Regions from separate parts of the Homo sapiens genome. Here region 1 is linked to region 2. The links are chromatin loops, found by intact Hi-C in ENCODE. Cell type or tissue: gastrocnemius medialis. All regions are shown on one strand. Region 1 overlaps TRAK1 (trafficking kinesin protein 1). Region 2 has its middle 64 kb from the start of ULK4.

Region 1 (2,500 bases), 150 kb before region 2:
TTTGGAATGCAGGTTTGGGCAAAGTTTTCCTCTTCTTCAGTTACAGCGTCTAACTTTTTGTAGAGACAGGGTCTCACTATGCTACCCAGGCTGGTCTCAAACTTCTGGCCTCAAGCAATCCTCCCACCTCAGCCTCCCAAAGTGTCTGGATTACAGGTGTGAGCCACGTTGCTCAGCCTGATACCCTATTTACCCTGATGTGATTATTATGCAGCATATGCCTTTATCAAAGTATCTCATGTACCCCATAAATATATATACCTACTATGTACTTAAAAAATTGAAAATAAAAAGTTACATTAAAAATATTTATAGATAAAATGAAAATTTAAACAGAAACGTTATTGTAGTGTCTCTAGTTTTTTCTCTTTAATTTTACTGAGGCAACAAGCTGGTTGGGTTTTTCTTTGAGAATTATAAGAATGAAAAAAACCTCCCATTTCTCTAGCCAAAATATGATTAATGTTTACTTCTAAAAACAAGAAAACAGGTTGGGCGTGGCAGCTTATGTCTGTAATCCCAACACTTTGGGAGCCCAAGGTGGGAGAATCAGGAGTTTGAGAAGGCCAGGAGTTTAAGACCAGCCTGGGCAACATAGTGAGACACCATCCCTACCAAAAAAAAAGGATAAAAACAAGAAAACAGCTAGAAGATGGCCACTGGATTAAACTACAATGAGAAAAAGAGACCACAAACAAGTAATTTAGGCCCTTGGAAATAAGGTATTAAAAGAACTAGTTCCTTTATTCCCCCAAGAAATGAGGCAAGGTAGAGCTCATTCTAACTGCCTGCTCCCTCTCCTCACTATGCTTTAAAAGCATAGACTTAAAAAAGACTGTAACTTGAGTCTCAGCCCCTTTTTACCAATGAACTCTTGCACTGACTGACACACCCACTAGAGATTCCAAACAGCCTGCCGCCTACACTTAGCAACTGACTCATCTCATTCACCAATTTCAGGATAAAAAGCATGACTAAGGGGCCAGTGGAATCACCCTCTCTGTAACCGAGGAGGAGGCAAGCTCTGCCCAAAGGTGCATTCCAGACAGCAGCAAGCCCAGGTGAGCCACAGCATCCTCTTCCCCTTAAAACCAGAAGCGAACTCTCCACGCTGGTGGAAGGCTGTGCTTTGGGATCCTGTGCGAATCCCCCATTTGCCTGCCTGTGGCAGGCATGGAAATCATAGCAAGAGAACAGAAGAAACAGAGCCAAAGCCCAGGAAAACCACCGCACAGTGCAACAGCCACATGACTGGGACAGTTAGACTTTAACCAGGACACCCTCCTAGTTCCAAGGAAAGGCAGTAACTCAGGCATGAATCTTATCAGGACAGGAACAGAATGGCATTAGACATGGAACACAAAGACATAAACAGACGCTGTTGCCATGAAGACCCTTTAAAAATAAAACAGGCTGGGTACGGTGGTTCATGCCTATAATCCCAGCACTTTGGGAGGTCAAGGTGAGAGAATTTTTTAATTTAAAAATGTGAGAGATTCAAATAAACAGTGGCTGTAGTTTGCTTCTAATTTTGTTTTGTTTTGTTTTATTTTTTGAGACAGAGTCTCGCTCTGGTGCCCAGGTGGAGTGCAGTGACATGATCTCGGTGCACGGCAATCTCCACCTCCAGAGCTCAAGCGATCCTCCTACCTCAGCCTCCCGAGTAGCTGGGATTACAGGCACAGGCCACCATACCTGGCTAATTTTTGTATTTTTTGTAGACACATGGTTTGGCCATGTTGGCAAGGCTGGTCTCAAACTCCTGTGCTCAAGTGATCTACCTGTCTTGGCCTCCCAAAGTGCTGGGATTTATAGGCATAAGACACTGCACCAGGCCAGGAGGACTGTTTGAGCCTCAGAGTTTAATATCAGCCTGGGCAATATAAGGAGATCCCGCCTCCACAAAAAATAAAAAATAAATTGTTCATCCAGCTGGATGAACAAAACAAACAGGACTATGGGGTGACTCCTATGCCTGGGGCTCAGCAAGGGCACAGACTACCTGGGGATGGAGTTGGGGCCATCTTCAAAGGTCCCCGGCAGGCCCTGCAGCACAAGACTGAGAAGCAGGAAAGAACCAACGCAGTTAAATGCCATAGAAGGCCAAGGGCGGGAGAGCAGGAGCCATGTCCCCAGTGACAGTGAAGGTTCAGGACAGTGAAGAGGAGGGTTCAGGACCTTGAGCAATGGGTGGCCTTGACTACACAGCGAGGAGCTTTACAGAAAGGGTGAGCGGGTCACAGAGGGCATGGACGGTGGCAGCTGCAAGGAAGAGTAAAGCAGAGAGAAGCTACAATCTCACTGCTGAGGCCCCAAGAGCTTGAGTGGTGGCCGCCTTGGAATAAAAATAAAGGTACAGATTAGGACCCCTCTCAGAAGACTCAATGACCCGAACGGGGTGATGAGCGGGTGCCGGAAGCACTTTGTAAGATCTGGAGAGCACTGTTGGGGGAAACAGATGCAGCAGAAAGGGGTCAGTGATTAACCATTTTCAAAAGTC
Region 2 (2,500 bases):
GAAAGTCAGTCTACCAGAGCAGTTATTTAAGTAAATTTGATATTGATTATACCCTATAACTCCAAGCTAAGACATGGGTTACTATAAATATGAGGGGAGAAGGAGGGTCTACACATGGAAGCTTACTGACAAAAGTTGATCACTGGCCAGGCGCAGTGGCTCACGCCTGTAATCCCAGCACTTTGGGAGGCCGAGGCAGGCAGATCACCTGAGGTCGGGAGTTCAAGACCAGCCTGGCCAACATGGTGAAATTCCATCTCTACTAAAAATACAAAAATTAGCCAGGCGTGGTGGCACGTGCCTGTAGTCTCAGCTACTCGGGAGGCTGAGGCAGGAGAATCACTTGAACCTGGGAGGCAGAGGTTGCAGTGAGCTGAGATCATGCCACTGCACTCTAGCCTGGGCAACAGAGTGAGACTCTGTCTCAAAAAAAAAAAAAAAAAAGAGATCACTGATCTCTTTGATCACTGAGATCCAGGATAACAGCTGCAGAAGAGGTGATTAGCCAAACAAACAACACACAAATTGGTATGTAAAAATAATCGGTGCCCTGGCTAGCTTATCAGTCCATTGAGGTAAAAGCGATCCTGTACAAAAACTACCACTGTGCCAGAGGAGTGAAGAGGCAGCAAGCTAACCACGCAATTCAAAACAGGCTCTTGTCAAAAAAATTCTCTAGTATATGATCACCCTGAGACTTACCCACATTTCTTATACTTTCTATGAAATGCTAAGGCTCACTTTTAATCTAAAATAGACAAACTTTCTTCATGTGCCTCTGAGTCCTCTTCTAGTTTCACAAAGGATTAAATAAAAAGGGCCTCAAAGGACAAAAGAAGGAAGTATAGAAAGGAGGGATGGAGGGAGAGACAGGGAGAATGAGAATACAGAAAAATAGAGGAAAGCAAGAAAGAGACAGAGGGAGAAAGATAAACGGAGAAAGAAGAAAGAACAAACAGCAGAGAGAGAAACAAAGAAACAGAGACAGAGGAAGAAAGAAAAGAAAAAAGTTCATGGGAAAAAAATAGTGATGCATTTCATGGAAAAGCTATTTGTTAAAGAGTCCCTCTTTTTTCTGTGTACAGTATCATGCCATATGTGGGAAGTGAACAAGGCTGGAACACCGCCTAAGAACATCTGCCACGGACTTTAAAAGCCCTAATAATAGCACAGCTGGTGTCCCCAGCCTAATGAGCTCACCACCCACGTGACTGCTCCTTCTCCAGCAGATTCTCCAGAGAGAGAAGGCAGCCAGCAAGAGAAGCAGTCCCCGCCCCCGCCCTCCCCCACATTCATGCTTTATTTCCTCCACGGCTTTCATTCTCCCCTTCCAGAAACCACCCCTTCTCATTTTCTTGAGCTAAGTTACCCTGATCCAGCAGTCCTTTGAACAGACACATTCTTCTTTTCTCCTTCCCCTCTCCCTTTGAACAGACACATTCTTAACATGAAAGGCAAATACCAGAAATAAAATATGGGGACATCACTACAGGTCTTATGGACATTGAAAGAGTAATAATTGTGCCAATTAATTCAGTAGCTTAGATAAAGTGGATAAAGCCCTTAAAATACACAACTTATCAAAATTAATGTAAGAAGATATAAATAACCCTATACTTATTTTTAAAATGGAATTCCAAATGAAAAATTTTCTACACCACAACGAAAGGCCAGCGTGCCCCAGCGTGCCTCGTTGCCAGGGTCTGAGGTACAGGCCCCTCCAGGAGTGCTGGTCTGGGAAGTTATGTCTGACAGGAAGACTCTCCCCCTGACCAAGGCATATTGCTAGGAGGAAACCAAGCACAGCAGAAAGCGGGGCAGGGAGGACGTAAACAAAGAAGTTAGGTTTTTACAAGGTTGGCAAGTTTTAACCCCCTCTGGTATAATCTTTTGAAACTAATTCCCATCACGGTATGCTTTTAAAAGCTCTCTAGCATTTTAAGAAACTGCAACTTAGCATCAGGAAGGGAAAGAATTTCAGCTTCTAAGGGGAAGCCTAGCAGAAAGTGACAAGAGGAGACTCACGTTGGCACTGATGTGGTATCCCTAGCAATTGGAAGAGAAGCTGAAAAATCTGGGATCTCTCACTCTCAGTCCAGGGCAACACATCCTGACAGCCAGGAAGAGTCAAATGGCTATGGTAAGACGTATGGGGTTTATTCACCAGAAAAAGACAAAGAACGCCACATTTCAAAACTCAGGCTTGGTAACACAATAGCATGGGTGTGTATGCAAGCATGAAGTACTGAAGCTAACAAATTACTAGATTCTATCCCTGTCTAGCAAGTACTTATTTCAATAGCAATCATATGATTAGCTGAAAGTGGGCAATCATTAACTTCATCTACTGTTAAACAGTTACACACAAAAACATGGTGCTTTATATCTTGTTAATATCATGAATAAGTTATGTAACCCTTGACAGTGTTCTGTTTTGATTTAAAATACCAATGCTATTGCTGCCATAAGTTAAACACTGCAAAATTATAAAACTTCAAAG

Evidence for each region. Hi-C counts contacts between places; a loop is a spot of excess contacts. Peaks named below come from ENCODE experiments on the same cell type or tissue, not always from the same donor. Only the 100,000 strongest peaks of a DNase experiment are listed, where the experiment ranks them.
Region 1: it touches region 2 in a loop (2.7-fold over the local background); 11 of 110 quality-filtered maps call a loop at or near these places.

Annotation. Positions count from the first base shown.
Region 1 is chr3:42,178,029-42,180,528 of GRCh38, reverse strand. The region is part of intron 3 of TRAK1 (trafficking kinesin protein 1); the gene reads right to left. Among named protein-coding and RNA genes, the nearest start is that of CCK, 87 kb to the left of the region's middle. In gastrocnemius medialis, no CTCF peak of the experiment used is centred here; a DNase peak (open chromatin) is centred at 968; H3K27ac peaks cover 2,500 bases.
Region 2 is chr3:42,024,469-42,026,968 of GRCh38, reverse strand. It overlaps a transcript of TRAK1 not described here. Among named protein-coding and RNA genes, the nearest start is that of ULK4, 64 kb to the right of the region's middle. RefSeq lists an enhancer at 1,713-2,500. In gastrocnemius medialis, no CTCF peak of the experiment used is centred here; a DNase peak (open chromatin) is centred at 1,178; H3K27ac peaks cover 2,500 bases.